Linked DNA regions of Mus musculus: region 1 is linked to region 2. A link is a loop called in an ENCODE intact Hi-C map of the cell type or tissue named here. Cell type or tissue: left cerebral cortex. All regions are shown on one strand. Links, peaks and the distances in the headings refer to the core of each region. The heading gives the core; the rest is flanking DNA. Region 1 has its middle 9.2 kb from the start of Gm41393. Region 2 has its middle 94 kb from the start of Gm41393.

What was found. Peaks named below come from ENCODE experiments on the same cell type or tissue, not always from the same donor. Only the 100,000 strongest peaks of a DNase experiment are listed, where the experiment ranks them.
Region 1: a loop joins it to region 2, with 2.1 times the contacts of the local background. A loop is called at or near these places in 2 of 42 quality-filtered maps.

The regions. Positions count from the first base shown.
Region 1 is chr15:97,408,014-97,424,469 of GRCm38, reverse strand. No RefSeq gene overlaps it. Among named protein-coding and RNA genes, the nearest start is that of Gm41393, 9.2 kb to the right of the region's middle. In left cerebral cortex, for the core only: no CTCF peak of the experiment used is centred there; a DNase peak (open chromatin) is centred at 9,285.
Region 2 is chr15:97,492,469-97,508,924 of GRCm38, reverse strand. No RefSeq gene overlaps it. Among named protein-coding and RNA genes, the nearest start is that of Gm41393, 94 kb to the right of the region's middle. In left cerebral cortex, for the core only: a CTCF peak has its summit at 10,328 (motif pointing right); DNase peaks (open chromatin) are centred at 5,027, 6,702 and 7,130.

The DNA.
Region 1 (16,456 bases), core at 5,583-13,582, 86 kb after region 2:
AACTCACTGTTGCTCTTTTGTGTATTCTTGCCGCAGATACAGCTAATTCCTGCAAAATCATTGTAAGCATGGCATAGAAGAAAGCCTTCATCTACTCCAGAAGGGAGACTACCTTGGCCCCTGGCAAGGAGTTTTATGTGAGGTAGCCCAGGAGAACTGTACTGTTCTGTTGTCTTGGCATCTGTGTTTCTTAGTGGTCAGAATTTTCCTTTGTGGTTAGACATCCTTGATTCTGCATAGATTGATCCCACTCTATCAGAAACTACAGTACCAGGGCATTCACCTACTCATGTACATCAATGAAGAATCTGTACCCTTAACATAAAACTCAACATCGTGTCGGGCATTGGTAGCACACACATTAAATCCAAGCACTTGGGAGGCAGAGGCAGGCAGATCTCTTCGAGTTTAAGGCCAGCCTGGTCTACAGAGTGGGTTCCAGGACAGCCAGCGCTGCACAGAAAAAGCCTGTCACAAACAAAACCAAACAACAAACTTCAGTGTCATTATAGTATCTTATAGTGTGACTTTGAAAGCCCCCCTTCTTTTTTGTGGGGATCATGGAATGAAATGCTCTAAAAAAAAAAAAAAAAAAAAAAAAGATCTGGTCCACCATGGCTTGGGACAGAAAAGGCTCACCTTGTTGTGCTTAAAGGGGGTTAGTTCAACAGTCAGCTAAATGGCTGACTGGGAGTACAGATTATTGGAAGAGCTATTTGTAAAATGAATTAGAAATTCTAGCTAGCCCATAGAAAAGACACACAATCCAGGTGTTTTCTTTACAAGCTGTCCGCTTAGATTGGGCAGGTTTTGGAGCTTTTCTAACTCACATCCTGGCCATGTGTCCCTTGTTGCTTGCTGTTTCTCCTGGCCACGTGCTCACGGTCCGTGTCTCCTCTCATGGCAGCTTCTGCCTCTCTCCATGTCCTTTCTACTTTCTCCCTCTCTACCTGAGACCCAACGGAAAACCTGCCTGTCATTGCCTAATCACAGGCTTTAGCCTTTTATTGACCAGTTAACTTGCGGAGCAAGGTTCACACACACAAAAAAAGGCTGGTTAGACATGACAATCCACAATCAGATCTTGGGGTATGGAATTTAGCATTCAAATACAAGCTACACCAGACCATCCTCCTACGGCTATTAATGCTTAGACAGAAAGGCAGGAGTACTGGGTTGAGGGGGGATAGGGAGCAGGCTCTGAGGAGAGTTCAGACCCCGAAGGGAGGAATCTCACAGTCTCTGTGGCAGAAATAGGTCTCTCAGAGCTTTCTGAGGATGGGGGAGGTTTTGAGGATGGGGGTGGCAAGAACCTGCCACCAGGCTCTCTGATTCCCAGGCAGGTGGCAGGGAAGGAAGGGGTGGGAAGGGGATGAGTGGTATCAGTGCCACCTTTGATGTAAGGCCCTTTCCACAGATGAGAAGCCCTGTACCTGAAATCAGAAGCTGCACACTCAGTATCTCTGTCGTGCGCCTCTGAGGAGGAAGCAACAGATAGTGCGGGCTGAGCAGACGCTGGAGTTAAATATCACATTCTCACATGCTGCAAGTTGTGAATATGCCACTCCATAAAGCCTCATAAAAACCGTCTTCAGAATCCACAGCTTAGATCCCCATCCTGGAGCAGCCAACTCCAAGCTCTGCTGAACTTCGCTGATTAAACTTCTGCTTTGATGAAGAAACATCTGCTCAAACTCTCTGTGTCTCTTGATTGACTTCTCTCAACATCTGGACCCGGTCATGAGGCTGGGATACTGCTTCCTCATTTCCAGAGGAATATACACCAAACATCCTTCCCAGTTTCCTGCTACCCATTCTTACAAAAAAGTGCACCCAGTGGATGTCCCTTCAATTCAGAAGGTAGAATGGTACTACTCCATCAGTGTACCCTGGTTTGAGTTTTGATCTAGGGTTTGTAAAAAGAGTATCTTTAAGTATCTGGGGCTTGAGATTGCTACAGGAATGAATGGTGGCTTATGCAAGCGTTTGGCATGGGTCCTGACAGACTTAGCACCAAGAGAAGCCTATGTCCCTTCTTGTTTTCACTGGCCACTTCCTCTCCTGCACAATAAAGCCTACCTATTCACCCCTCTGTCATCATCACCAGTGGTCAAAACTGTCTGCTTCCTGTTTCATAGAGTCTTGCTATTTGATGGTTTTATGCTCACACATTTAAAAAAGCAGAAGCCATTCTTGTTTGTTTGTTTGTTTGTTTGTTTGAGACAGGGTTTCTCTGTATAGCCCTGGCTGTCCTGGAACTCACTTTGTAAACCAGACTGGCCTCTAACTCAGAAATCCGCCTGCCTCTGCTTCCCGAGTGCTGGGATTAAAGGCATGCACCACCACGCCCGGCTAGTGGAAGCCATTCTTATCAAAGCTATACACCTAAGTCACCAAGCCAGTAATTGGCCCAGGAAGCCACTGAGGTAGTTCATCTCAGTTGTCAATTTGATGGGGGATTTAGAATCACCATGGAAACCAACCTTTGAGCATCCCTACAGGGGATTTTTCAGATTAGGTTAATTGAGGTAGAAAGACCTGGCCTAAACTTCAGTGGCATCATTCCATTTGGTATGATCCCAGATCTTCATAAAAAGGAGAAAACAGAACAGGCAAGTTTGCTTGGGGGCAATGAAGAGGTCAGCTCAGGAACTTTGGAAAATTCCACTGGGCCCCTCCCCTCCTCAAAGGCAAAGGTCATAGAGCACACAGGCACCCCTCCCCTCAGGAAGGAAGAGGCTAATTTCATTCCTCAGACCACAGGGGGCACGACCGACCAACCCTAGGCCACCTGCAGATGAGGGAAACCCAGAGCAGTAGACACATTCCTCAGGGCAGACTAACCATTGGCTACCCACAGATAAGGGAACCTCTTGCTACCTCATTCCCTAAGGACCAATCAGTTTAAAAGTCGCACTGTTCTGCCAATCACATTGTGCCTAGTGGCTGTTGCTCTATTCTATCCCTAAAAACTGTACAAAAACTCTCCCAATGGGTTTCCCAGGGTCACCACCTCTCCGTCAGGTACTCAATGACCCCAACGCGCTGAAACAATAAATTCCTCTTGCTTTTGCATCAATCCCCACCTCCAAGGTGTTCACACAGGGGTCCCCGGTGAGCTAAGGCTCAATAGAGTCTGACAGCTGATAACGTAAGTTCAATTCTTGGGACCCACTCAATAGAAGTAGAACTGGTTCTCACAAGTTATTGTGATGGCTACTCACGGTTGTCAACTTGACTATGTCTGGAATTTACTAAAACCCAAGCAGCTGAGCATACCAGGGAGGGACTTTTTCTTTATAAAACCATTTGAAATTGGAAGACCTGTTTTTAATCCAGTTCTTTTAAAGTGGAAGATCCACGTTTATTCTGGACCACACTCTCTGCTGGCAGTCTATATAAAGGACATGGAAGAAGCAAGCTTGCTTTCCTTTACTTACTGTCTCCTCTCATTGCAAGTCCACTCCTTCACCGGCATTAGTGCATACTTCTTTCGGATCCCAGCATATACCAAAGAGCAGCTGGGACATGCATCCTTGTGGGATGAACGACTACTAGATTCTTGGAACTTCTGTTGGTAGACAGCCATTGTTGGAATAGCTGGACCACAGCTTGTAAGTCATTCTAATAAATCATATGTATATATGTATTAATATATTATGAATGAATATGATGAATAAATATATATTCTATTGGTTATGTTTGTTGGGATTCAGGAATCACCTTATAAATGACGTGAACACCTATGTCAGTCATGTAAGAATATTTATTGAACACGAACACCCCAAGACTGATCCATCAGGGCCACAGCCCACAGGCTCAGGCGCTGGAAGGTGTAACCTTTAACATTTCTCACAGCCAGATTATAAAAGCTAAAACTGTAAAAACCACATTGAGTTCATATGCCAGTGCAGGAAGTACTGTCTGGTGGTTAGCCCTGACTCAAGCTACTTTAGAAGTAACAGTTCATATTGACCTTGAATCTGATGGGTCCTAAATGAAGCTTATGGTTGTGGAATGTCTTAAGATTAACACACTTCCTAACATACAGAATATAACTGGGTATGTTGTCAACAGGACCTTGCTCTGAGTCAAGTTATTTTTATGCGTCAATGACTGGCAGGCATATTACAGTAACAATCTGAAATAGCTGGTGGACTTGGAACAAAATGGCTACAGCTATGCTAGCGGGGCAACAATGTTAGAGAACCCAAACTAATACAGTTATCCTTTGATCTTTATATTTTACTGTGGCACATACACACAGTAAGTAAATATGTCAGTCAGTAAATAAAAAAATAAAAAATAAAAATAAATAAATAAAATATGGCAAGCAAGATATCTTAGTGGATAAAGATATTTGCTGCAGCTGGGTACTGGTGGCGCGTGTCTTTAATCCCAGAACTTGGGAGGCAGAGGCAGGTGGATTTCTGAGTTCCGAGGCCAGCCTGGTCTACAGAGTGAGTTCCAGGACAGCCAGGGTTACACAGAGAAACCCTATCTTGAAAAACAAACAAACAAAAAAACAAAAATAAAAATAAACACAAGTACAAACAAACAAAACTGATGTTGGATGCTATAAGTCCAGTGATCTGAGATCTATTCCTGGAAACCCATTTGTAATGGTTAGCTTTAATTGACACCTTGGTATGACCTAGAATCACCTGGGAAGATAGTCTCAATAAGGGATTATCTACATTGGGTTGGCCCTTGGGCTTGTCTGTGGGATAGTGTTTTGATTAAATTAACAGATGTGGGGAAGGGCTGGAGAGATGGTTCAGTGGTTAATAGCACTGACTGCTCTTCCAAAGCTCCTGAGTTCAAATTCCAGCAACCACATGGTGGCTCACAGCCATCCATAATGAAATCTGATGCCCTCTTCTGGTGTGTCTGAAGACAGCTACAGTGTGCTTACATATAATAAATAAATAAATCTTAAAAGAAAAAAAACAAAAACAAAACCAAAAACCAGATGTGGGGAAACCTAGCCCACTGTGGGAGGCACTATCCTCTAAGCAGAAAAAGCCAGCTGAGCATAAGCTGTCTCAATTTCCTGACACTGAGCTGAAAGGATGGACTAGGTCTTGGAATTAGAAGTTAAATAAACCTATATCCCTAGGTGGCTTTTTATTAGAGTATTTTATTACAGGAACAGAAGTTAAGTTGGAACACCACATAAAGATAGAAGGAGAGAGACAAGTCTACAAAGTTGTCTTCTGACCTCTAGGTAGCTCTGTAGCACATGTAATCCCACACACGTGTTATATACATGCACAACACATAAGTGTACACAGACAGCCAAACACAAGCCAATAATAATACATAAAAATAATTTTTAAATGAAACTAAATAAAGAGAATAATCAGGCTGAGCAGGAGCTCACAGATCCCTGCTTTCTGAGGGCAGAGACTATGTGACTAGCTGTCTCATGCTCCGCTTCCGTGCCTTCCCCATCAAACCAGGAGCCAAAATAAATCCTTTTTCCCTGAGGTTGTTTTTATGACAGCACTTTGTCACAGCAGTGAGAAAGTAATACATGAGACTGTGGACTGGGATAGAATTGTTACTGTAATGAGCTGTCCTGTGAGTTGATTTGTAGGAGTAACTTGGAATTGTGTGGAATTCTGGGCTAGAAATGCCCTGGAATTCCTTAAGAAGACCTGAAATGACCCACTCTGTTGGGAAAGAGAAATGCAGACAGTGGCATCCCAGCTATGAGGTTTCAGAGAGGAAGAGGGACTATCGGGGGGCTGGAGGCATTTTTTAGGGCATTCTGGTGGAAAATCTGGTCACATGCCAGCCTTACCCTAAGACTCCCTTGGGGTTCCACTAGGCGCATTAGGTTGGGAGGTAGCTGCTGCTTGCCTCTCTAATCCAGATCTACGGTTAGAGAGGGCGGAAAGTAGATCAGAAAGGATGGAAAATGTACAGCATGGTGAGGAAAAGTGTAAGTTTAACGTTACAGGCAAGGCAGCCTTGAAAGCAACTGCAATTATGAAAGAGTTGAATGTGCTACAGAGGAACCTGGCCCTGTGCACTGGGCCAGCAGCATTGCTACATACACGACCATCGGCTCTGGATGGAGCATTCGTGTCCCCCTTAGACACAGCTGCATCCACTTCTGTGGGGTGATGTGGGGTGAGCTTGGGAAGCTCTTCCCGGGTGGTTTGCTTTGAAGGCTCAGGGATCCCTGACACTGATGGTCTCAGTTTAGAAACCCTCCTTTCAAATGCATTTGCACGTTTACAAGATAGAACCTTTAAAATTATCTTATGTGTATGGGTATTTTGCCTGAATATACGTCTGTGTACCTACCACATGCATGCCTGGGACTCACCGAGGACAAAATAAGGCTTTAGATCCCTTGGAACTGACATTACAGTTGTTATATGGTGGTGGTGGTGGTGGTGGTGTGTGTGTGTGTGTGTGTGAGAGAGAGAGAGAGAGAGAGAGAGAGAGAGAGGGAGAGAGAGAGAGAGCACTGGGAATTGAACCTGGGTTCTTCAGGGAAAGCTCCCAGTGCTCTTACCTGCTGAGCCTCTCTCCAGCCCCAACACAGAGCCTGAGTTCGAATCCCCAGCACCCATGTGTGGTGGTTTGGGTGAGAAATGTCCCCTGTATGTTCCAGGATTTAAACACTTGGTTTCCAGTCGGTGGCGCCACTTGAGAAGGACTAGGAGGCGTGGCTTTGCTGGAGGAAGAACGTCACTGGAAGTGGAGTTTGAGATTTTAAAGACCAGTTCCACTTCCTGTTTGTGCTCTGCTTTGTGTTCGCAGTTGAGAGGGTAAGCTCTTAGCTTCCTGAAGCCACCACACCTGCAGCTTGCCACCATGCTTCCCTGGAGGGGTGGGCTCTTATCCTTCTGGAACCATAAGACAAAACGAAGTACCTTCTGTAAGTTGCTTTTTCAACACAGCAGCAGAAAGGAGCAAATACGGCAGATAAAAAGCCGGAGAGGACCACGTGTGTCTGCAATTCCAGGGTTCTTACAGTAACACAGGCAACAGAGAACGTGTGTCCCCAACCCCAATCTCAAATAGGGTAAAAGGTGAGCGTCTGATATCCAAGGTTGCTCTCTGACCTCCACACATGTCTCATGGCAAGCACAGACTCTTACACACATGAACTCACAGACATCATACACACAACAACTTTAAAAATGTTGAAAGAGAATGGCTAGAATATCATTTTCGGGACCTGTCACCTCGTGTGTTGAGTCATTACGATGTGCACATTAATGAGTTCAGCTATTTCTCACGATTAAATGACCTAGGACGGGGATCAAAGCCAACCACTTTCTTCACCTTTCCATTATTATTCATACACATTTGTACTCCCTCCTCCCCCTCCTCCTCCCCCTCCCCTCCTCCTCCTCCTCCTTACACATTTAACAAAGGATATGCTATGGTGGCGGTATATTCTAGAAATGCCAGACTGAGGAAGCTGAGGTAGGATTGTGAGGTCATGGCCAGCTTGGGCTAATTGGGGTGGAAGTTGGGGGAGAGAAAAATCCAAAAGGAGACACTCGTGAGTTTCCTGAGATTAAATATGCACAACAAGCCTCTCTCCACAACCTTAGCTCTTGGCCTCCCTTTTCTCAAGGCAAGAAGCTACTCTGTTCTGGGAATGAAGGGGCCTGCCTGGGTCCAGCAAGCTTTTGGTGACTGTCAGGCCTGAGGCAATCCCATCAGGCAGAAGCCATTCTGTAACAAAACCTTCTCTGCTTCTCTAGAACAGCCCTAAGCACATCCTGCTCTTTTGACAGAGAGAGAGAGGAGCAAGAATACTCAAACTGACCCAGGCCCCCAAGTTCTCCGCTTATCGCTAGTTAGATGCTTCTGTCCCAGAGTCCTCCGCCATCTTTTCCATGACCATCAAGAAGCCATACTTGAACCACTTGCTCTGGACCCAGAACTCGGTCTGCTGTAGACACAGTAGTACAGCGGCTCTCAGCCTTCCTAGTGCTGTGGACCTTTAACACAGTCCCTCATGTCGTGGTGACCGCCAGCCAACCATAAAATTATTTCATTGCTACTTCATAATGATAATTTTGCTATACCTATCAACCAGAAAGTAGATATCTGATATGTGACCCCTGTGACAGGATCGTTCTGCCCCCTCCCAAAGGGGTCACGACCCACAGGTTGAGAAACACCGTCAGAGAGTCTCTGCTTTTCCCTACTTGGAGAATTCTAGGCTCTTTTGCTCATTCCTCTCAACCTGGGCGTGCTTAGAAATTACTTACTAATTAACTAATTAGTGCAATGATTTGTTAATGTGTCTAACATCTGTCCCCCCCACCCCAACAGCAGAAAACAGAAAAGTTCCAACTAGCCCTGGGGCTTCAGTTTCGCTTGGTCCCCTCTGCTGATTCATCCTATTCAAACTGTCTTGTATCTGTCCATCTGTCCATCTAGATCCAGTCAGTGCCTTGCTCTACAGATCAACTCAACCCCAAGACCCAGCTCAGTCCAGTGACCCTGTAGCTAGGTTCTGCGCCTCTGGTCGCTCTCAACGGGCTACTTAATGCCTAACTTAATAACCAAGCAGGCCTTTATCAGCTTTCCTCCTCTGTCTCTAACAAAGCTAATGTAAACTCCTTGAGCACACACACACACACACACACACACACACACACACACATACACACTTAATTACCATGTATTGTGGAATGTATGATCAGAGTGTTAATATTAGGAACTAAGGCTGAAAAGGGGAACTTGGCTCTGCTTGTCAGACTATAGCCTATGACACTGACATAGCTTACGAATTTGTTCTTCAAAATCCTGACATTGTGGAAAGATACCAACTGTCTAGGTCACTGGCCTTTGAGCTCAAAATAGTCCCTCCCCTGTTCTGACTAGATACCTGCTCGTTCCCTCTGGGTAAGAACTCTGGAGAGGCCATTTCCACAAAACTCTGTGGCTGACTCTCCTGGGCCTATTCCAATTGTTTCCTCTGAGTTCCAAGTTTCCCCTGCCTTGAGACCTGCCTGCTGCATACACATGTTTGCATCCTGGCTTGCTTCATGAAAATGTCCCCTCGTTTTCCCGGGTTCTCTTTCTGAACAACAAGAAACGGCTCTACCTCTACCGGTAAATGTGATCCCTGCTCCCTCTAAGAGAATCCCTTCTGGAACGTGCTGGAGTTCCTGGAGATTCTTTGCAGCCTCCTTACGCTCAGCTGCTGTTTACATTTTGTGAATTGAATGTTGGCAATTACAGTGGAAGGATTTTTTTTCCCCCTAGCATATGCTGAACACGATAAAATATTTAGCACATCTTACTCTGGACTCATAATTACACTCCATTCTTTCAGCCCATTTATGACTAAATTAGAATATTCAGTCGTGTTTGGTGACAACTCCCACACTTTGTAAGCACCAAGGGGGGAAAATAGAATTTATTTAATTGGCTTTCACTTGGAAGGGAAATAACCCCACGTGAAACATTGCTGTGCTAGAACAGATATTGCGTTGCCCACAAAACTCACAGATGCTCGTAACTTTGGGGAAGTGACATATACCTTCCACGGGTAAGCTTGCAAGGACACTCCAAGTCTCAGCCATCCCTTCCTGGGTTAGCTGTGTAGCTCCACAGCTGTGTCCTGCTCTGTCCCTCACATAGTTACAGAAGCCCCAGGCTTCAGGCAAAAGGATGCAAGCTACTGTTGGCTTCTAGGCTACAAAGGCAGACTGAATGGCATCTGTCATTCTGAGAGGGGCACCTGCTCCGTGACGGGCCTGCTATGGGCGCCTGCTCTGTGACTGACGGGCCTGCTATGGGCACCTGCTCTGTGACTGACGGGCCTGCTATGGGCACCTGCTCCGTGACGGGCCTGCTATGGGCACCTGCTCCGTGACGGGCCTGCTATGGGCACCTGCTCTGTGACTGACGGGCCTGCTATGGGCACCTGCTCCCTGACGGGCCTGCTATGGGCACCTGCTCCCTGACGGGCCTGCTATGGGCACCTGCTCCGTGACGGGCCTGCTATGGGCACCTGCTCTGTGACTGACGGGCCTGCTATGGGCACCTGCTCCGTGACGGGCCTGCTATGGGCGCCTGCTCCCTGACGGGCCTGCTATGGGCACCTGCTCCGTGACGGGCCTGCTATGGGTGCCTGCTCCGTGACGGGCCTGCTATGGGTGCCTGCTCCATGACGGGCCTGTTATGAGTGCCTGCTCGATTCTGACATGAACTGAATGTGATCCTTTTATTGAAAAGATCATGGTCTAAGGGCAGGGACCAAAAAAGAAAAGCTATGACTGACACTTTTAGAGAAGGGGAGCTTGAGACTGCTTAGCCCACCTGGGAAGAGGGAGAAGGTGAACAGGAAACCATATTGGCAGGAGCCTGGGGGGTGGGGGTGGGGGAAACAATGCTGCCATCTTAAAACAGAGGTGAGAGAATGTGGAAAGCATGAGGAGGGAGGGAGAGAGAGAGGGATCCAGTGAAGGGAGAGGGATCCAGTGAAGGGAGAAAGATCCAGTGTGAGGGAGGAGGGATCTGGAGTGAGGGGAGAGGGATCTGGAGTGAGAGGGGAGGGATCTGGAGTGAGGGGGGAGGGATCTGGAGTGAGGGAGAAGAGATCTGGAGTGAGGGGGAAGGCATCTGGAGTGAGGGGGAGGGATCTGGAGTTAGGGGGAGGGATCTGGAGTGAGGGGGTGGATCTGGAGTGGGGGAGAGGGATCCAGTGTGAGTGAGTGCAGCAGTCAGTGCTGAGTTTTGAACTTGAATTTCATTCTGAAGGCAGTAGCAATTCTGTATGTTGCATCTCTAGGATGCAACCCAGGAAAGTAGGCGCAAGGGCGATCAAGGCTGGTGAACCTGACCAGGACAGTCACGGGAGAGTTTGAGGAGATAAGATATGTTCCGAGTGTATATAACCTTATTTCTTAGAGAGTCCTGGCAGAAAAACTGGGCTCTAACACTGTAAAGTATCAGGCATTCTGCTCCAGTAACAGGTGATTGTCCCTGTGAACACATCTGGTGTAAGGGGATCAGAACACACAGTCTTCACATATGTCACTTTGGCATAAGGGCTATTTTGAGCTGAAGACAAATGACAGCGAACATCAAAAGAGTTGTTTGCTTTTTTTCCATCTGCTCTAAACGGCAGGCATATTAGACACACACTTTGTTCAGTGAAAGCATTCTCCTGGGGCTAAGAAGGGAAGAACAGAACAGACCAAGAATCACCCACAGAGTTCATCTAAAGACAGTTTATTAAAACCACTCTTAACGTCCTATTGGTCACTCTTCCGTTGCTGTGATAGAACACCAGGACCAAATCAACTTAAAGAAGAGAGAGTTTATTTTGGCTTACAGTTCCAATGGAATAAGTGTCCATCACTGCAGGGGGCGTGGCTTACAGTTCCGACAGGATAAGTGTCCATCACTGCAGGGGGGGAGTGGGCGTGGCAATAGACAGCAGGCATGAGGAACGGGAAGGAACATGGAAGGAACAGGAAGCTGAGAGTTCACATCTTGAACCATGAGCTTGAAGCAGATAGAGCAAACTGAAAATGGCTGTAGTATTTTAACCCTCACAGCCTACCTCCAGACACGTACTTCCCCTAACAAGGCAGAAGCTCCTAAGCCTTCTCAAACAGCATCAGCAACTGGGGACCAAGTGCTCACATACAGGAGCCTATGGCGGGCGCTCTCTTATATTTTGGGTTGTGAGCTTAGCCTTTAATGGCTGAACCATCTCTCCAGCCAGGAACAATCTCATTCAAACCATCACACCGACCCTTAGTTCCCGGTCACTGACCCTTGATGCCTCTTTCCTGTCTGAACTGGTATATGATATGAGCCTCTAACACTTTATCAGGCTAGGGGGCTCCCTTTCTACATGTAAATATTATTGAACGTTCCCGTTTGTCCATTAAGTCTCTTTTGTTTGTTTCCGTTGCAGCTCCTGGGAACGACACTGAAGAGGCAGGGGAGATGTTCTTTTCCCTCAGTACACAGCATCACCTCATTGAATCCTCAGCTGGCTTAGAACAGATGTTCCTGCTCTTACTCCACACTTGAGATTCAGAAACTAAACCAAGAGATGTTAAGAAACCGATTCAAGATCACAGAGCAGAGCTGGGATTTGGACTCGTGCCTTCAAGACCGTACAGCCTAAGTACCTACCAACTATGCAGTAATTCTTTTTTCTTTTTAAAGATGTATTTATTTTATGTATGTGAGTACACTGTAGCTGTCTTCAGACACACCAGAAGAGGGCATGGGATCCCATTACAGATAGTTGTGTGCCAACCATGTGGTTGCTGGGATTTGAACTCAGGACCTCTGTAAGAGCAGTCAGTGCTGTTAACTGCTGAGCCATCTCTCCAGCCCAATGCCGTAATTCTAACACATGGAAAAAATATTTCCCAGCATGCAAAGAAACAAATATCCCTGTCCTACAATCGTGTAGACATTTTCCATGTTCTTTGGTAGTTCAGATAATTAGATAATATATCTAATATAAAGGGTCATTTAACCTTTCTTTTTTTTCTTCCTTTTAAGACAAGGTCTTGTGTATTCCAGGTTGACCTCAGACTCACGATGAATCCCAGGGTGACCTTGAACTTCTGTTCTTCCGGGCTCCCCCTCCCTCCTTGGGATTGTAGGTATGTGCCATCATGTCCAGTTTATGCCGCATTGGGAATCAAACCAAGGGCTTCAGGCATGCTAGGAAGTACTGTTCCAACTGAGCTACGTCTCCAACCCAAGCCCTGTTTTAGCTTGAAGCTCATACTCTTTATCTTACATCTACTTTGGAATAGAAATGACCAGCATCGTCTTTAGTGAACCCACAAACTAGATAACGAACACCCCAGTTCTGATGGTCCCCAAGAAAATGAAACAGATAGTCTTTATTTTAATTCTGTTAAGTGCAAAATAAAAACCTATGCAGGCCAGCTGGTGAATGCAGGGACTACAACTGTCATCTGGGCTTTAAGCAGGGTGACTCAGGGGTCCTTAGCTATGATCCTGGGAGGCAGGAGAGTTCCCGTAGATGATAGTATTTTAAGTACTGGCATACTGAGTATTTTGGGGGGATGTGTATCACTTGATGAAGCTACACGTCTCTAGTTGCTTGTACAAATACTGTTCACCTGAGAGCCTACAGGGGTCACTGTGGTGGTTTGTGTATGCCTTGCCCACTATTAGGAGGTGTGTCCCTGTTGGAGTAGGTGTATCACTGTGGGTAGGCATGGGCTTTAAGACCCTCATCCTTGCTGCCTAGAAGTCAGTACTCTGCTAGCAACCTTCAGATAAAGATGTAGAACTCTCAGCCCCCTCCTGCACCATGTCTGCCTGGATGCTGCCAAGTTCCCACCTTGATGATAATGGACTGAACCTCTGAACCTGTAAGCCAGCTCCAATTAAATACTGTCCTTATAAGAGTTGCCTTGGTCATGGTGTCTGTTCACAGCAGTAACTAAGATACCATCTTAACTCTTTTAAAGCCTTTGTAATTAATTTCCTATTTAATGCTCGTTTTAAAGGCTAGCATTCATTTTGTTTTCCCAGAGGAACTGTGACTGTCTGGACAGAAATAAAGCTGTTCTAACAAGGTATTTGTGCTCCGCCCCCTCAGCTATTAGACGATTGAAACAATAGACTCCCATACACAAAATTAGAAGTTTCCCATGCTGGGGAAGTCAAAAGGTAGGACCCCAATGTCAGCCAAATCAGGGACAGTGGATGGGGTCGGGGGGGTGATGTTGTCTCCTGGGAAAACATCACAGTTTTGACCATTGGTTAAACCACCAATCACTGGAGCCGAAACAATGACGTCAGTGATGAGTGCGACCACACCTTAATGCTCGGTTACCTCAATGCTTCTGCTCTATCTAAAGCTAAATGCCACTACACCAAAGGTGGGCTTGGGATGGAGTGAGTGATGGGCGGGCTGGTGGTCATCTCGGCGGAGGTCGGACATGGACAAAACCCTGCTCATTCAGGAAATATAGGAGAGCAAGCTACAGAGGAAGGAAAAGTAACAGCGTGACCCCTGGGATGGGAGACCTAAGGCTGCAACTCGGCCAAACTGACTCTGGCTTAGGCGCTGGGCATGGGGTAGAGGGCAGCCCTATCCATGCCAGGTCCAGGAGAGGAAGTAAGGAGTCAGAAGGAGGACTAGGTTAGACAGCAACGCTGGGAGATCCTGCAGTTCTTACTAACTAGCAACCACACTGCTTCTTCATGCACACAGGACTCATAAAACAAAGACTTGGGGGTTTTCCAAGAGACACAGATCATGTCGTTTTGTTGTCCCCGGACACCTGTTTGCTTTTTTTTTCATTGCATGTCCGGGGTCGCAGGTTCAATTACAGTTAGCAAGTACAGATAGAACATTTTGTTTCCGTTATCAGCCCCCCCACCCCGGTCACCCCATTTCAAAGAATCTACACAATATTTCGGCTAAAGCAAGCACACTTAATACGTGGCAGCCCGTTCACAGGCTGGCAGCATTGGTGATTTCAAAGCACTAGACAAATAGAAAATATCCGAGCCAGTCCAGGTGAATCACCATGCTCTGGGCAATGCATCATTAACCCTTGGTGTTCAAAACGCTACCTGCAAGTCTGACTGCTTTGGGGACACCTGGGTCATCTGGATGATATCTAATCTACTTGAGTGTACGTGGTTTGAGTCTTTTCTCTAGGAGCCCCTAAGTATACCTGTCAGGTGAGAGACTGAAGCTGGGAAGGAAGCAAAAACAATGGTGTGGTTGATCCATGGACACACGTGAGCCCAGCCTGGGGACAGTGGTGTTCCCCAAAGTTACCAAGGAAGAGAGTATAGTCCTCAGGCATAAAAGCTGTGTAGCTGTCCTTCAGTCTGTGGTACAAATGTGATCTTTGCATTCATGATCTGTATAAAAATCTATTTGTTTAAGAAAATACTTTTGTTCCTAGTTAAATAATGTCACTGTAGCCTGGTGTGAATCAGTCTTTTTCATGAATGGCAATTCCTGCTACCTCTCTTTTTCTTATATCCTTACATCATCGATTCATGCTATTCTGTATGGAAAGGGCATAATCTGTACGGCCCTCTGTCTTGTAAGCTAGCTGTTTCAGGAAGCTCTGAGTGTATTGTGGGATGAAGCCTCCGGTCTGTTGCCAATTCCCTTGGTCAGTTGGAGCTCGTCAGCTTCTTCTGAGTCGATGCTGTTCTGATTGTTTCTGATTGTTTCTGAGTTTGCTTAGGGATAGATGTTCCGAGAGGATCCTGGAGCCATGCCCTCATAAAGAAATGTCTAGGGTCTTTGTGCTTTTCACAATTCCCAGCGCATAAGGGAGACTCCCAGATAGAGCCAGGTAAGATTATTTCCCTGAAAGCAGGCGGGATAGTATGTTTAGGACTTTCCTAAAGAGACTGGGACATGATTTTCTCTGGAAAAGAGATAAAATGAATCATAATGCAGAAAGCCTTCCCCTCCCAAATCTGACAGGCAGAGACTAAAACCAAAAGTGAGAGTCAGAGTGAGAGCCATCACAGCCTTCAGCTCAGCTTTGCTGGAACTGGGTCAGACCACCGTGCTGGCTTCACAACTCTCATCAATTCTAATGGATACGACTGTTGCCAGTTAGGCATTTTATTGCAGCCAGGCCCCCATTAGTCCTGTTAGACACTCATCCCTGTGCCTTCCCTCATCTTACCTCACAACATCTTCTGAGAACAAGAAGTCTCCATCTCAGGGATCCAGTCTCACCTTTCTCTGTCTACCTACGTCCCTCTAACCTTTCTTCAAGTTGTTACTGGACTGACTGACTCCTTGGCCATGGCCACCGCAGACCAGTGGATGCTCGGTTTGATTTAGGCCTGTCTGTTGGCAGCCCTCTTGACTGTAAGGAGAAGCTGTACATTTCCAGCATGTCTCCCGCTGTAGCAAAGGTGGCACCGCCTCTCCTACCTTTGTTTTCTCTCTTCAACTTCTGGGACACCTGCCCAGGGAGAGGAAGGCTTTACTTGAGACTTCCCCCGTCAAGGATCTTAGCAGTGCAAGTGGAGCTCAGTGCCTGCTGTGTCTACAGAAGGGAGGAAAGGAGAAAGGCTGGAAGACAGGAGTAACTAGGCTCCACTGATTAGACTATACTCTCTTCCTTGGTAACTTTGGGGACACCACCATCCCCAGGCTGGGCTCACCACGTGTGTCCATGGATCAACCCCACTGTTGTTTTGGCTTCCTTCCCAACTTCAGTCTCTCACCTGACAGGTATACAATGCTGTCTTATCCCTAATGCCATAGCTACTGTGGCCAAAATGAATGTCTGCCAGTACCGAATCCCTTCCCCTCCTCCCAGGTCCTAAGGCTCACACCTGCTCCCCTTGGTGGACCTCCTCCCGGGCTCTCCCTACCCCCGGGGGGTCTGGCTGCTTTGGGGACACCTGGGTCACCTGGATGATATCTAATCTACTCGAGTGTGCGTGGTTTAAGTCTTTTCTCTAG
Region 2 (16,456 bases), core at 4,011-12,010:
AGCCACATCTTCTGGTGCATCCTATATAAGGGACATGGAAGAAGGAAGCCTCTCTAATACTCAATACATCTTTTTCTTTCTTCTCTTTCTTATCTCTCCCTTCTCTCTCAATACCCCCCTCACCATGACTAAATATACAACATACAGTATATATGTATCTATCTATCTGTCATCCGGAAGTATGGACAGACATGGGAAAAGCAGACACCTGTAGTTGAACAGATCTATGTTCACGTCAACTGGTTGTTTGAAAGTCATCCTGATCTCACGAAGTTCTCATGAAGTTGTTATGTGACAAAATTACCTTGTTTTGTGCTTTTCCCAGTGTGGGAAATCCTGCCCTTGAGGTAGACTATGGTACAGGATACAGCTAAAAGATGGTACTGTTTTGTTAGGTGCCACCTACACTCTGCAGCTTCATCCCACCCATGGTGCCTGAAGCCACTGCAAGCATTCCCAGGAACACTGCAACAATGGTGGCCTAGCCACGGGACCCACGCTTCTGCTTCGTGAAAGTACAAAACCAGGGACCACGATAACGGTAAAGACAGAACACTTGGTGTGTGCCAGGCACCGTTCTGAGCAGTACTCACAGGGATTAACCCAGTTGCTTATCTTAAAACAAAAACAAAATAAAAACGGCACAAACTTCTTTATAAGTAAAGGATGCATCCGGCACTGTCCACTGCTGGCTCAGGCTTCTAGGTCCAATGGCTCTGTGTCCTTTGCAACTACAGAAGGGCCCCAGTGTGTGACAGACTATGTTTGTGTGTGTATGACAGTCTCCTAGCTTAGAGAAGCAGCGGGTGGCTTCAGATGACTAGTGTCTATCCTGCTTCTTCCCACTGCGCACATGACAGCAGGGGTGCCCCCCACCTCCCGCCCCCAAGAACACATGTGCCGCTCCCATGTACCAGATGCTGGCTGGTTACCATTCCAACATCATCTCCTGAGTTGTATTCCTGTCGCACTGTCTAGCGCACAGTAGGGGCTTAGCGCAGGGTCAGTTAGTGGGAGAAAGAAGATCATTTTAGACAGTGATGAAGAACCCTTATAGAAATCAGGTTTCTGCCGTCTGCGAGTCTGGGAGCCGTGCCCGTTGGATGAAGAGTTACGCCGTTGGCACAGACAGAGAACCATTTTAAAGTGCAATGGCAAATTTAAACGTTCAAGCATGAGGAATATTTTTATTACTGCACCTTGCCAAAGGGAACTGAAGCAGATTTTGATATAAAAATTGACAGGAAGCAAAAGTGGAATGGGTAAAAATAGAAAAGAAATTACGAAGCCTTGAAAGGAAGTACACAAGACAAAAATGGAATTAAATCTACCTTGACTGGAGGACATTATATAAAAATGAATAAATTGACAGTAAATTAACATTGGAGCGCATCTACAATCTGTCTGTAGAGGATAATAAAAGATATTTTTATTACCTCCATGCAGAATTTTAGTTGACTTTTTTTCCCAGTTGGCTTCTGAAACGCGAGGCTTGGTTTTAATATAGCGCTAAATTCGTGCTCGGCCTGGTGGCTTCGGCGCTCATGGAAGAGACGGGGCTGTGTTTCTAAACCTTTGTAGTACAAGCATTTTCTTGGATAGGATTTTCTCTGAAGTTGAAAGTGTGCTGGGTGGGATGTTTGTGCCACATTTGGGGTTGTAGGAGACGGACCAATGCAGAGCTGAAACCTGAGCAGCTGTCTGGTAGCATAAAAGCCGACCTCAGGAACAGAAGCCCTGCAGCCTCTCTCCCCAAAGCCTTGACGAAGCTGTGTGATCTTGGGTGCATCCCATGACGTCTGTGTTTCAGTCCCACTAATTAAAAAAAAAAGTGGGAGTGGGGGGCAAACTGCGGCGATGAAATACTTAACTAGAAGGACTGAATGTGAGAAGAGAATTCATTTTGGCTTAGCATTTAAGGGGGCACGATCCATCATATCAGGGAAGGGATGGAGACGACTGTGATGTGACAAATGTAATTGGTTATATTGAATGGGAGCAGAGCACAGATAGAAAACGGAGCCAGCCCAGATTTAAAACCTTAAGGCCTCTTGGGAGGCAGAGGCAGGCAGATTTCTGAGTTTGAGGCCAGTCGGGTGAGTTCCAGAACAGCCAGGACTATACAGAGAAACCCTGTCTCAAAAACAAAACAAAACAAAACAACAACAACAACAACAACAACAACAACAACAAAAAACCTTAAAGCCTTCCGCTGGGGCCCATTTCCTTCCGCAAGGCTCCACTTCTTAAAGGTTCCCCAACCTTCCAAAACAGTGCCACCAGCTGGGGACCAAGCAGCCCAACACAGGAGTGGGGGAGGGGGCGCGGGGGGGAGGGGGGCGCGGGGTGGCGGCGGGGGGGGGGGGGGAGACATCTCAATTCCAATCACAGTGTCCTATCTTACTTACAAAGCTCCAATGAGATAGTAGTATAGAAAATACGCTAAAGAGTCTCAGCAGGGCATGGTGGTGCACGCCTTTAATCCCAGCGCTTGGGAGGCAGAGGCAGGCAGATTTCTGAATTTGAGGCCAGCCTGGCCTATAAAGTGAGTTCCAGGACAGCCAGGGCTACAGAGAAACCCTGTCTTGAAGAAAAGAAAAAAAAAAAAAAAGCCTCTGTAGGGTGTGCAAGTAGCTATTATTATAATTTTTCTCTAAATGATAAAACAATCGTATGTGTAACTTTAGAATCACCAAGGCTTTAATGGGCAGGAGTGATGATGAAAAAAAAAAAAAAAAAAAGACCAACAGTAAATGAAATGTAGTCCACAGGAATTCTTTATATTTATGTAGCATTTTGTAACTTAAATATTCCATGGCATTCCTCTACTAGACAAACCCAGTCACCGAAGAAAAACAGCTTCTGGGCCTGATTCATAGCATAGTGATGGACACACGAGGTGCACGGGCAGAATGTGTGCTTAGCATACCTGAGGCTCCACAGGCACAGACAAAAAGACAGAGTGAATCACATGGCCTCCCACGCCTTGATTGGCAGGGCCAGTGTTAAAGCCCACGCAGTCCCGGGATGGTCCAAACAGCTGCTTACCGCCAGTCTTATGAGCAGCACGTGTCTCTGCACGTGTTCATTTAAATGTTCATATTGACAAAGAAGCAGACAAATGTAGCTCATTGCCAGTGACTAGTCCAGCATTTCAGGTAGACTGAGGCAGGCAGCGATGAGTGGTGTCGGCAATGGCAGGAGCAAAGGTTCAATTGTGGGGGCTAACTAGCTTACTTTTGGTAAATTTTCTCGTTCTTTAACTCTGCCTTTCTAAGGCCAAAAGCTGTGGGCTTCTGGTAATTAACTCCTGTTGTTAGCAGTAGGGGATTAAGAAAAAGAGGCTTAATTGCTAGGGCTCAGGGCCTCTTGCTGGCCAGGTGAGAGGCTTGGAGTCTGTTAACTGTTTTTGAGAAAAAGAGAGGATACAAGCACACACATAGACACAGACACACATATTTTGGCCAGGCCAAACAATTCCACAAGTCTCCATGCACAGTTTCATACATACACATATACCTACAGATGTATGTATGTACATACATATACACAGTCAGACATATATACATTTAGTGGTTGGGTCTGAGCCCCAAATGCCACAGATATACATTTGGTGAATGGGGCAGAGCCCCCAAAGCCACAATTAACTTCTTCTGTCAATTTATACCTTCTTAGGCAAAATTACTTTATAAAAGTTACCTCATAGATAAAATGTAGCACAAAAAAGGAGATACTGTTGACAGTGCATTCAAAGCAGTGTTACATTCTAGAAGCTCATTATAAGTTTAAAGCAACAGTTTCACATGGCCTTGCTTTATCATAGTGTATACCTGTAAAGGCATGCTGTGGTTTCTACATGAAGTGCCCTCCATGAGTTCATAAAGTGTTGGGTTGTTTCCCCGTGGTGGAGCCATTTTAGGAAGGTGGAAACTTTGGGAGGTGGGACCTAGTTGGAGGAAGTAGGGTCATTGCAGGTAAGTTTTTGCTATCTTGTTCTCTAGTCTCATCTGTTTGCCTATCTGTCTGTCTATCATCTATCTATATATCCATCTGTCTATCATCTAGGTGTCTATCTATCTAATCTATCTATCTATCTATATATCTATAATTTATCATTTATCTATCACCAATCTGTCCATTTGTCTTCTCTCTCTCTCTCATCTGTCTATCATCTACCTCTGTCTACCTACTTATTGATCTACCTACCTACTTACCTATGTATCACTAATTCCCTATCCTTGTCTGTCATGAAGAAAGTGGCTTTCTACTGGCCACCACCATGATGTTCTGAGGCACCGGGTCCTTGACATCACTGGGCCAATGTTGAACACAACACACTTACTCAAGCCTTCATCTACTCTTTACACATTCCCCCAGGGCTTCCTCAGCTCCCCACAAATGTGGGCAGAATCAGCATCAGTGTCAATCACTGAATGGAAAAAGGAAATGTGGTATGTAGACATGACAAAAAGAGGAAGAAAGGTGGGTGGCATGTATCTTTAACCCCAGCACTTGGAAGGCAGGGGCAGGTGGATCAAGTTCAAGGTCAGTCTGGTCTACATAGTGAGCTCTGAACTAGCCAGGGTCACATAGTGAGTGAGACCTTGCCTCAATAAATAAATTGAAAGGAAGGAAGGAAGGAAGAAGAAACAACATGAGGAAAACTAGATGACACCTAAGGACTTTTCAAATACACCAGCACAAGAAAAAAGTATAACTAATTCACCAGACCCCTACAAAGAGGTGAACATGGTGCCTTGTGCATTTATTGTTAACAAATTCTGACACTGTGGGAAGACACAGATATGACCTTCCATGTTTATGATGTAATATGAAGTATACATTATTTCAATGACTTTCTCTGTCTCCAGAATCAGCGACATCAGTGTTCCAGAAAGAGTTCTCAATCAGGCAGAGAGTAGTCTATATGTGGGATTCAGTTTCAACCATGCTGAGAAATTTAGCCCTGCCCCAGCCCACAGAGGCTAAAACAAAACATCTGATTATCCCCAGCCCACTCTGAAAAGAGAATCCTGCTTCTCTTCAGTCATCCCTGAAAATAGCAGCAACCTGGCGTCTAAACCAAAAACAGGAAAGTCGCCCTTGATCCTCTCCCTCTATCCTCACACCTGCCAGGTGGATCTCTAAGTCGCGCGCGCGCGTGTGCGTGTGTGCGTGTGTGTGTGTGTGTGTGTGTGTGTGTGTGTGTGTGTGAATATGATAAATAGGACAGGAGGTGTAGTAATTTGAGTAGCAATGGCTCCCAGAGGCTTGTATGTTTGAATTCTTGGACATTGGGGAGTAGCACTACTTGAGAGGGATTAGGAGGTGTGGCCTTGTTGGATGAAGTGTGTCACCAGGGTTGAGCTTTGGGTTTTCAGATGCTCAAGCCAGGTCTTGTGGCTCACTTGCTCTTCCCTGACCAAGCCCACTCAGTCAGTCAACAGGTTCTCCAGCGAGGGAGTGAGGATTAAAAAGAAAAAAAAAAAAGATAGTTAAACAAATTGTAGCATGACCCCAGTCAATTCTGAGACTGAAGGCAAATTTAATTTTCCCAATCTGCATTTTATACCATTTTAATTACATGCAAGTATTAAGGGCCAGTAGTACAATGAATCAAGCAAGACAATAATCAAAGAACAAGCAAGACAATAAACACAAAGCCACACGATCACTCCGGTGATAACTGTTTCTAAGGATGATCAATATATCAGAGCCTCTTTGTTCTACCCTAAAACCAGATTCTTGCTTCCTTGTCCTTGGCCAATGTCAGGTCCCTGCCTGGACTTACTTCTTTGTCATGCTCTAATGTCAGATTCCTGCCAGAAGCCCATTTCCTTGTCATTGGCCAATGTCAGATTCCTGCCAAATGGCACCCCAAAAGGCTCCCCACACTTCCCACTGCCAGAAGATCAGATGTAGAACTCTCAGCTCCCTCTCCAGCAGCATGTCTGCCTGTGTGCTGCCATGTTTCCCCACCATGACAGTAATGGACTGATTCTGAATGTAAGCAAACCTCAGTTAAATGTTTTCTTTTATAAGAGTTGCCATGGTCATGGTATCTCTTCACAGTGATAGATCATTGAGTAAGACAGGAGAGACATCTACTCTGGGATAGCTGAACGTGGCTTCTAGCTATGCCACATCTAGGAGTTGTCCCGCTAGGCTTCCTGACCTCTGTGCCTTACAGCAGGGTCTGGGGCTGCTGCTGGTCTGTCTGAGCCCATGTCAGGCAGTATCTAGATGGGAAGACCTACCATGCATTTTCCCCCACATCCCCTGTCCCCAGGTCCACATATAGTCTTCACAAATACCCTTGTGGACAGAGGGACAAAGACCATTCTGTGATGTGTCTTTAGGCAAGCTAGTCCTTGTAGACTACCAGCATGCAGTGCCATCGGCCTGGCTTGCCTAGCCTACTGCTCAGCTTGGCTGTAGGTGGATACTGTTGACCTGATCACGTAGGGAAGCATGACATGGGCCATAACCTCGTGGCCTCTGTCTGCTGGTTTGTTTGACAGAAGCAGTCAGACCAGACTTCTGCACCGTGGAAGCAATTGAGTCTGTGTGTAGGCAAGGAATATGTTCAGATTAAACCCTCTTTGTTGTTAAGCATTGGCACCTATCTCTGGTGAATACTTGGTTTCCAACCAAGACAGAATGATGGAAGGAGTCCCTGGTGACTCACATGAAGGACAAACATGTATCGCCCACTCAGATGTTTTGGCAGTCAATTCATTTATCTCCAACCTACAACAGATGCAGCGCTTCAGGGGGTGGGCACTTGGCGCCTGATAATTCAGCATTAAGCCATAAACAAAATAAAAGATAGAGGTTGGAAAGACAAGTCCGTGGTTAAGAGTACCCGATGCTCTTGCAGAGGACCTGCGCCCGACTCCCAGCTCGGCTCATGGCTCACAACTGTCTGCAACCCAGCTCCAGGAAATGCAATGCCCTCTTCTGACCTCCACAGGCACCCAGAATGTCTGTGCATACATATACGCAGGCTGAGCAATCATACATGATATAATGTGAATAAATATAATAAAAATGTAAATAAAAGGCAGGGCGAGACATACATCGCTGCCTGAGACTAGATGGGAACAGAAACAGGATGGCTAATGTACAGGCACACAGCCTCCCTGTAAGTCTGCATCTCGAGTCTAATTTGGCTGGCTTCCACCTGTTGGCCACTTCCTTCTCTTTGTTCCCCTTCCCATCTCTTTGCTTCACCCTGAGTTGCGCTCTGTCCCCACCCACCTGTTGGCTCTTTCTCCTCTTCTTCTTTGACTGTCTTTTCACATTTCCTTAGGGAAAAGACCGTGAAACGCGACGGTAAAAGAAATTATAAATTCTGCCAGCATAACTGATTGGCATGTCGACAGAAACCACAACAAGCTGACTCCTGATGTGTGGGCAACGTAGCTGTCTTTTCTTCAGGAAGCAACGCACATACACACACACAAACACCACACACTATAAATACCTATACTCACTCATATACACACCACACACAAATTGTAAAGCCCCTACACTTACACACATACATACCACATACACCACACATATACACATACATACCACACACATATACTGTTAACACTCTACACACACAACATACACACACTGAAAATACCCTATACTTACACACATACACACCATATACACTACACACAAAACGTGCATGTTCTACACTTACACAATACACACACATATAACACACACACCACAAATTGCAAACACCCTACACATACATACCATATATACCATACACACACATACATACATATATACACCACACCCACTGTAAATAGCCTATACACACACACAAATCACACATACAAATCATAAACACAGTACACTCACACACACACCATACATACCACACACACATACACACACCTGTGTACACAGGCACCTCTCGTGTGAGGCTGTTCTTAATCTTCAGGCCCTTAGAAACTCAAAAACGGTTGAACAGAACAGGTTTTACCCATGGTGGAGCCAGGCAGTGTTGGCACACACCTTTAATCCCAGCACTCAGGAGGCAGAGGCAGGTGGATTTCTAAGTTCGAGGCCAGCCTAGTCTACAGAATGAGTTCCAGGATAGTCAGGGCTACACAGAGAAACCCTGTCTCAAAAAACCAAAATTTAAAAAAAAAATTACCCATGGTAGTAGATGAGTGGACCAGTCCCTAAAATGGGTCTCCTGCTTCCTTTCCTTCAGTGACCATGTAAGTAATGATTTCCATATTACTGGTGTTGACTGTATTACTTTAAGTATGTTATTAAACCACATACTTATGTGCCTTTGTCTGCTAAAATTAGGACCCATGGAATGACTCCATGCGCACCTTCAGTGTGATTCTGTCACAGACATCATGAGGAGAGCAGCGTTTGACCTGTGTAACAGATAAGACTACTGAGTCTCAAAGAGAAGTTGTCTTAAGCTGGGCCTTCTACGCATGGTACGGCTAGGACCTGTTTGCATTCTACCCCAGCTAGTGTCTAAGTATTTCAGAGGCCTGTTGAAGGCTCTTGCTAAGCAGGGCGAGTGTTGGAAGGATAGCCCTTTGAGAGGCCTGGTTCTTCCACTAGGTTGACTCTATCAGTCCCAGGATAAGGCAGTAAAGGGCTGAATCACAGGAAGATGCCTGGGACCCACAGTTATCCTCCTTTAGCAAGTGACAAAAATTGTTGCCAGACCTCAGGGCACCCACCCCAATTAACCCTTCTCTGGCCTCAGCCCCTTGAAGGCAATGTTGTCAGGAGTCTGCAGGGAGCCCCAGCGTGACAGTGTGGCAGGATGGGGCAGGAGGAGGCCAGTTATTGGCTCGCTGCTTGGCTGAGTAGATCTGTAGTTGCCTGCCAAGAGATTCCCAGCCTTGTAAGGGTACAGCCCTGCATCCCTCTCTCCCTCAAGGACCAGGTTCTAAAGACCTTAGATGCTCTCCCTTGCCACAGCCCATGTGTAGAATCTTCAGACTAAGGAATGGAGAAGTTAACAGTTAAGATTGCTTCTGTCTAAAGGTTTCCTTCCCTTGCTCCATCCCCCATCCCTCCTCGCTCTCTCTTTCCTCTCCCCCTTCTTTCATTCTTCATTCTCTCTCTCTCTCTCTCTCTCTCTCTCTCTCTCTCTCTCTCTCTCTCTCTCCCTCTCTCCCTCTCTCCCTCTCTCCCTCTCTCCCTCTCTCCCTCTCTCCCTCTCTCCCTCTCTCCCTTCCTCTCTCCCTGGTGTTACTAATAAATTGATCGGGTGACCATGGGCTGAGGAGGCTCAGACCCTTAGACTGCACTAGAGGCAGAACAAAGCCCACGTCATTGCAGACCAGGGGTTCTCAGCCTTCCTAACACTGTGGCCCTTTAATACTTCTCCTCATGAGGTGGTAATTCCAACCATATGTTATTTTAGCTGCTACTTCATAACTATAGTTATGAATCATAATGTAAATATTTTGGAGATAGAGGTTTGCCAAGGGGTCATGACCCACAGGTTGGGAAACAGCTGCCCTGGGGACTTTCCACTTTGGCAAGCATACTTTCTTTTCCTTGCTTCTAAGAATATCTAATAAAACTCTTCTCTCTTACCCGAGCTGGAGCACAGATCTACCTGGAGTCGTGTGCTGCCCGACCTATGAGTCACCTGGCGCTTATGTAAGCTCATTAGAATTTTCAAGCACCCAAGTTTGTCTTTTAACATCTGCATGTTTTCTTTTGTTATGAGGCCCATCTCTTCCGTCAGACATTTGCAAGAATCTTTGTACTGAAAGTTTTTCTCCCGTTGACCAGTACCTATAAAACTGGATATGTAAGAAAGCAAATACAACCCACAAAGGGATTTCTCACATTTTCATTTTTGTTCTTTGATTTTGGTTTTGCTTGTTTTGTTGTTCTGTCTTTGTTTGTGTTGTTGTTGTCTGTGACATGAACCTTGTGAACCCCAGGCTGGCCTGGGCCTCTTGATCTTTCTCCTTCCGGACTCTGAGGCTGTGGCCACAGGTATGCCTCTCCACACTGGGCCTAAGTACTGCCTTTTAAAAGGCGTTTTCTATTGAGTTTAAAGAAATCTGCTACAGTGTTCTGGAGCATGGGCCTACATCCACATTGCCTTTGAACTTGGAGTTCTCCAGAAGCCTGGGGAAGAAAAAGTTCAACAGTTCCCAGGAGTGCTGTGGCCTCCTGACACAAGTGGGGGTGGGGTAGGGGGAGATGGAGTCAGAGAAGGTGGAAGTGTGCTGCTCTGAAGTCCTTTTGGGGGTGTGACGGGTAACCCCACCATACCTTGCTTGTACTTTAATATTTTAGTTGTGACAGGGCATCTCAGGGTAGAGCCAGCAGGGGGCATTGCATTTCTTCTAGGAACAACAGCCATGAAATGACCTATCCCACCAGGGAGCGCCTGCCCACTTCTGAGTCTCTTGTGCAAAGCTAGAGATGCTGTCAGGAGACAGAGCTTTACCTCTGGCTCCTGGTGTGCCACACACACACACACACTCACACACACACACACACACGATAGTGTTAAATATCACAAACACTGTCTTACCATTGGGGAAGTTACAAGTCCTCGATCGGTTTTGCTGAGCAGAAGTCACGATGTCTGTGGGAATGGCTCCTGTGAAGCTCGGCAGGAAGAATGTAGTCCCTCCTGCAACCTTGGCTCGAGTCACTCCAATTCTGCCGCCATTATCACATCGTCTGCTCTAATTCTGGCCCTTCCATGTCCCACTTTAAAGACCTTGTGATGATGACATTGGGGTTATCTGGGAAAATCCGGGCTAATCTCTCCATCCCAATTAATTTAATTGCATCTGTAAAGCCCATGGAAGGCACCATTTGTAGGTTTCAGGGGCAGGATGGATGTCTATTTGGAAGGGCATCGTGATAGACAAGATGGGTCATCAGCGTAGCATCTAAGAAACCCAGGAAACAAGCCTCTGTCCAGGAATATGAAGGACTATCTAGATGGGATTAACTGAGTGGGAAGACCTCGGCTATGGGTGGCACCCTTCCATGGGTTATGGTCTTGAACTGAGTGGAAATATTGTCAGGATGGGTGGAACTGGCTCAGATCAGCTTATTGTGCATCCATGTGTGCCTTAGCCTTCTGAGTACTTGACACAGCTAGGATTGTCTAGGAAAAGGGAATCTCAATTGAGAAAAATGTCGTTAAATCAAATTGGCATAGGCAAGTCTGTGGGGCATTTTCTTGGTTGATGATTGCTGTGGCAGCTCAGACCATTGTGGATGGAATCAGCCCTGAGCAGGAGATCCTGGAGGGTATAAGAAAGGTTAACGGGATGTGAGCCAGGCAGTCAGTAGCATTCCTCCGTGGTCTCTGATTCAGTTCCTGCCTTGGGTTCCTGCCTTGAGTTCCCTCACTGGCTTTCCTCTATGGACTGTGACTTGAGATAGATAAGTCAAATAACCCTTTCCTCCCCAGGTTGCTTTTGGTCATGGTCTTCATCCCAGCAATAGGAAGTAAAAGAAGACAGCCCGTGTCCTAATGACTGATTTATCTATCTGCTAAATTTTAATACTATTCAAAAGCTTATTTCTTTTTAATGATTTGAATATCACTTTCTATGTTCCAGTCTTCAATATCATTTTCTTTTTGAAGATTCAACAAATGGCTTATCAGTTATAGTTCTGAACTTGTGGAATTAAAACTTCAAGTTGAATTGTGTTGGTTTAAGTCTGATGGGAGTGGAGCAGGCTTGAGATAATGGGGGGGCGGGTTTAACTGGGGATTTCGGGGTTAGAAACAGCTAATGAAGTTGGGTTTTTTTATATTATTATTAAATTAAGATTTAAACCTTAAATTAAAAGGCAGTAAAATGGAAGTATAACTCATACCAGCCTCTAATAAGGGATGGCATTCTCAAACTCTAGCAGCTAAGCAGAAGCAAGGATACTCAGAAGGTTTGTTAGACCCCTGTCTTAGGACTAACACTTCAGACTTGATGTCCACTGACGATAAACACAAAATGATCAAGATATGACTTGGGTTTATTGACGATAAACACAAAATGATCAAGATATGACTTGGGTTTATTGACGATAAACACAAAATGATCAAGATATGACTTGGGTTTATTGACGATAAACACAAAATGATCAAGATATGACTTGGGTTTATTGATCCTACAATACTCTCCAAATCCTTTTTTTTTGTTTGTTTGTTTTAAATCCAGCACAGTGAGACTGTACAGAAACTGTAGAAGCACCCGCATTCTGTTTAAAATTACATTCATTAAGTTATTAGTAAAGTTAGCCTGATCAAACAAATGGCCAAATTGAAAAAAAGGCAGAATAACAGAAAATACGCTAAAATCAATAAAAGCAAAAAGGCCTCAATGGTATCTGTGTAAACTGGTTTTTTGTTTGTTTGTTTTGTTTGTTTTGTTTTGTTTTGGGCCATGGGATTATATTTGAATTTTGAATGCCATGGAATTATATATTGAATTAAGAAGCCAGACAGGCACATCCTTCATGCAAACTTGCCAGGAGAAGCACCAGAAGCGGTAACCCAATGCCTCAGTGAGCTTCTCACATGTTAGAAATGCTCAGAGAGGTGGGAGGCTGGTTTGACAAGAAATGGCTCCCAAAGGCTCCCATAGTTGGGTACTTGGTCGTTAGGGAGAGGGGGCTACTTGACAGGGATTAGGAGGTTTGGTCTTGCTGGAGTGGGTGTGGCCTTGTGGAGTAGGTGTGGTCTTGCTGGAGTGGGTGTGGCCTTGATGGAGGAAGTGGTCACTGGGGGCGGGCTTTGTGGTTTCAGAAGCTCAAGCCAGGCCCAATGTCACTCTCTCTTCCTGCTGCTTGTGGACCCAGATGTAGAACTCTCCAGCATCATGTCTGCCTGCATGATACCATGCTTCTCTCCCTGATGACAATGGAGGAAGCCTCTGAACTGTAAGTCAGCCCCCATTAAATGCTTTCCTTTGTAAGCATTGCTGTGGTTCTCTTTACTACAACAGAGCATTAACCAAGACAGAGGCCATGACTACTCCTGAAACATAGACAATATGAAGACAACAGGGTCATTATGAAAGAAAGGCAGAAACCCAGATCCCTCTTAAAGGGAGAAGAAATAAACATGTAAGGGTCAGAACTCTTGCTTGGTGCTTTTCCAATGTGACATTTCAAACTCCTTTTAAAAGTTATGGTAGGCTCTTCCTCAGCGGCTTCTTCCCATCGGTCTTAGGCTTTTTAGCTCTGGCTGAGGGACAGCCACTTGAGCCCAATTCAACTGTTTCCTCAGAGACAGCTTCATGGCTTCCTAAGCTTACATTGCTTATGTTGTAAACAGAACGGACTTTATCTGTGGTCATTGTACTCTAGTAATTTCCTTTATTTCCACTTAGTTTCTTCGTAAAAGCAGTGTATTAGTCAAGGGTCTTTAAAACTTAAATGAATGCTGGAGAACCCTGCTATCAAAGTCAGAGTTCCCCATTTTGGGGTCCAGGAGTTGCCCACAGACTACACGTACACCAATCTCAGTCAGACAGGGATAGCTTATTGATCATTCACCCAGTACTGATCAATCAGGGCCACAGACAAGACCAGGGAGCTGCCTGTGATCCCAAGCCAGAATCCTAGAGATTTTAGGCCTGAAATCCATAAACATCTGTGCCAAGTTATTCTACTGTTATAGTAAACATTTAATCTCAATTGAGGGTTTCTACCCTGTCTTTGATATTTCAGTTTCCAGATAAAAGACACACAATCTTTATATTTATAATAAGCACAGTAATTTGTTTACTTTATATTTATAATAATGCACTAGAACTGGGCCGACACCTAACCTCTACACTGTTAGAATCTACTTCCCCATCCATAACCCTGAATTGCAATTTGCCATGCTCCATCTGGGTTGCTCTTAAATCCAATTGGCCAGCCCTCATGGCCATGTTTTCATGACTTGCCTAACACATAGCATCTTCTCCAGCCTTCACCTTTTCTCTCTCATCCTCATGGTCTTGTCTCAGACCCAAAGCCTGGGAACTCAAACTCTGCCTACTTCTCTCTGTCTGGCTATAGGCTGTGGGCACATTTATTCTCCAATCACAGATGACTTGGGGGGCAAGGTTACCTTGCATCACTGTGTATATGCAGATTCCCTGGGGGCAACCAGGCTCGGGGAGCCAGCATTGAGTATTGCAATCCATAGCAGAAGACCAGACCTCAACAGTGTATGCATAGGAAAATGGCATATGTTAGGAGCTGGTGCTACATGAATGAGGTCTCAGGCATCATGAGAATCTTAGAATGGACCCCTAGTGAAAAGAGGAGACCCCTGAACCAACAACTGTCTACTGTGTAACCTCTTTGGGACACAGTGTAGGAAGCCAACTCTAAGATGGCGCCGGTTCCTGGTATGCCGTTGTCATAAACAACACCACTGCGCAGGCGTAAGCTAGAGTCTGGCGCCAACCCCTCCTGAGAGGGTACATGCTAATTAGGTGACAGCGGTTCAACCTATCCCAGGAGGACACAAAGCCTTTCCCTGTGCTAGAGAGTATATAAGCAGACCTCCCTGAGTTCCTGGGGTCCCTGTAGCAGCATCGAGGCGTTCCTTCAATAAAGGCTGTTGAGAAGAATCCGACCATTGTCGTGTCTTCCTTGCTGGCCGAGGTGGGCGCAACAACACATATCAAGTCATAATCTTCACCAATGTTCCAACTATCATGTGGATAGTCTTGACCTGATTGATAAGTAAGTGTGTGTGTGTGTGTGTGTGTGTGTGTGTGTGTGTGTGTGTGTGTTGATACACCACTCTGCATGTGTGGAAATCAGGGAATAATCTTAGGAGTCAGTTTTCTCTTTCCACCTTCAGGAATCTGGGGACTGGACTCAGGTTGTCAGGCCTGGGTATAAGTGCTTCAAACCCTCTAGCCCACCCTACTGTAAAAATTCTTATAGTTGAATATATTTATTAATGACACACTTTTTTCTCTCTTAATTATTTTAAATAATATATAGAACATAAATATTGTATATATTTACCACAGGAGCTTTCACAACAGGCATCCACTGAATAGAGCTATCTCCTCCTTTGCCAGTGGTGAAACTATTGGAGATGCAGAGAGGAACACTAACTTCCAAGTTCAGTAGGCATAAACCCACGTCTAGCCACGTTTCAATAACTTTCATATTTCCAAGGCATTTCATCATCATAACTTGAAGCTGAAAAGACTTGTGTCTAGAACATGGGTGGCTACGTATCATAGACGTAAATATCTGACAAAGTAAAGCTAGTCTCAGGGAGGGGAACGGGTATAGGGAGCCAGAGACCAAGGGAAATGTTAGAAAACAGGCCTGAACCTTTAGGCCAAAACGTACATTCTGAAGAGACCAGGCCACACCTCCCTGCAGCTGTTCCTTGAACAGAGCTAAGCTGTCTGTGCTGGGGCTTTACAGTCACCCTGACTTAGGGCTCTAACCAGTATCTGGCTCCTCCATCTTCTTTGTCACAAATACTATGGTGACTAAATCATGTGATATGAAACGTCTTGCCACCCTCTAAAGGTTATTCAAATCTGAAGGAAGGCATTTGATATTCAAAAATGCAGAAGGAAGCCTCAGGGAGTGAAGGATAGCCATTGCAGACTAAAAGACAAAGTTTCTGAGACACAAGAATGGCTCCTAACGCTTTCTCTGTGGTGTGGTGGGGAAAGCAGTCTGGCCTTGAAGAAGGTGAAACGCTGGGACCAAAAGGAAATCTTTGCAGGTGAACATCCCTAAAACAGTTCTCTCCTTCTGCTAAATCCCCCACACAGCAACCTTCCCAGCTCGCCTCCCTTCAACACACCAATTTGTTTTCCTTCATCTTGTGACATTTCCAAAAGTTATTCTTTGTTTAAAAAAAAAAAAATGTTACCTATGTGTGGCTGGAGAGATGGCTCGGTGCTTAACGACATTGGGTGCTCTGACAGAAGATCTGGGCTCAATTTCTAGCACCCACAATTTCTATCCCACAACGATCTGTAACTCCAGTGCCAGGGGTCCCAACACCATCATCTGCACTCTAGGGCATCAGGCACATACATGATGCACAGGCACACAGCAGGCAAACACTCGCTCACATAAACCAAAATGGAATCTACACCCTTGAGACTGTCTGCTTTGTTTACATCTTCTAGGACATGTTCAGGACAAAAAAAAAACATAAGACACTGAAAGACCCACAACGTGAGGACTCCCCCACGTTTTGACTCAGGAGAGGCGACACCCCAAAATCACCCACAAGAAACAGTCTTGCTGCAAACTGCAAGAGGATTTTTATTCAAGAGCGCTCTCGGGTGCCACGATCATGCAGGGGTAGAGGACCGTGGCACCCCGAGTGGCTGGGTCAGGGGGTATTTAAAGGAAGAAACCACAACTCAAGGAGGTGGGAAGGGCGTTGTTGGAAAATACCAAAAATACCAGTTAAGAGTCATAAGGAAGTGCAAAGTCA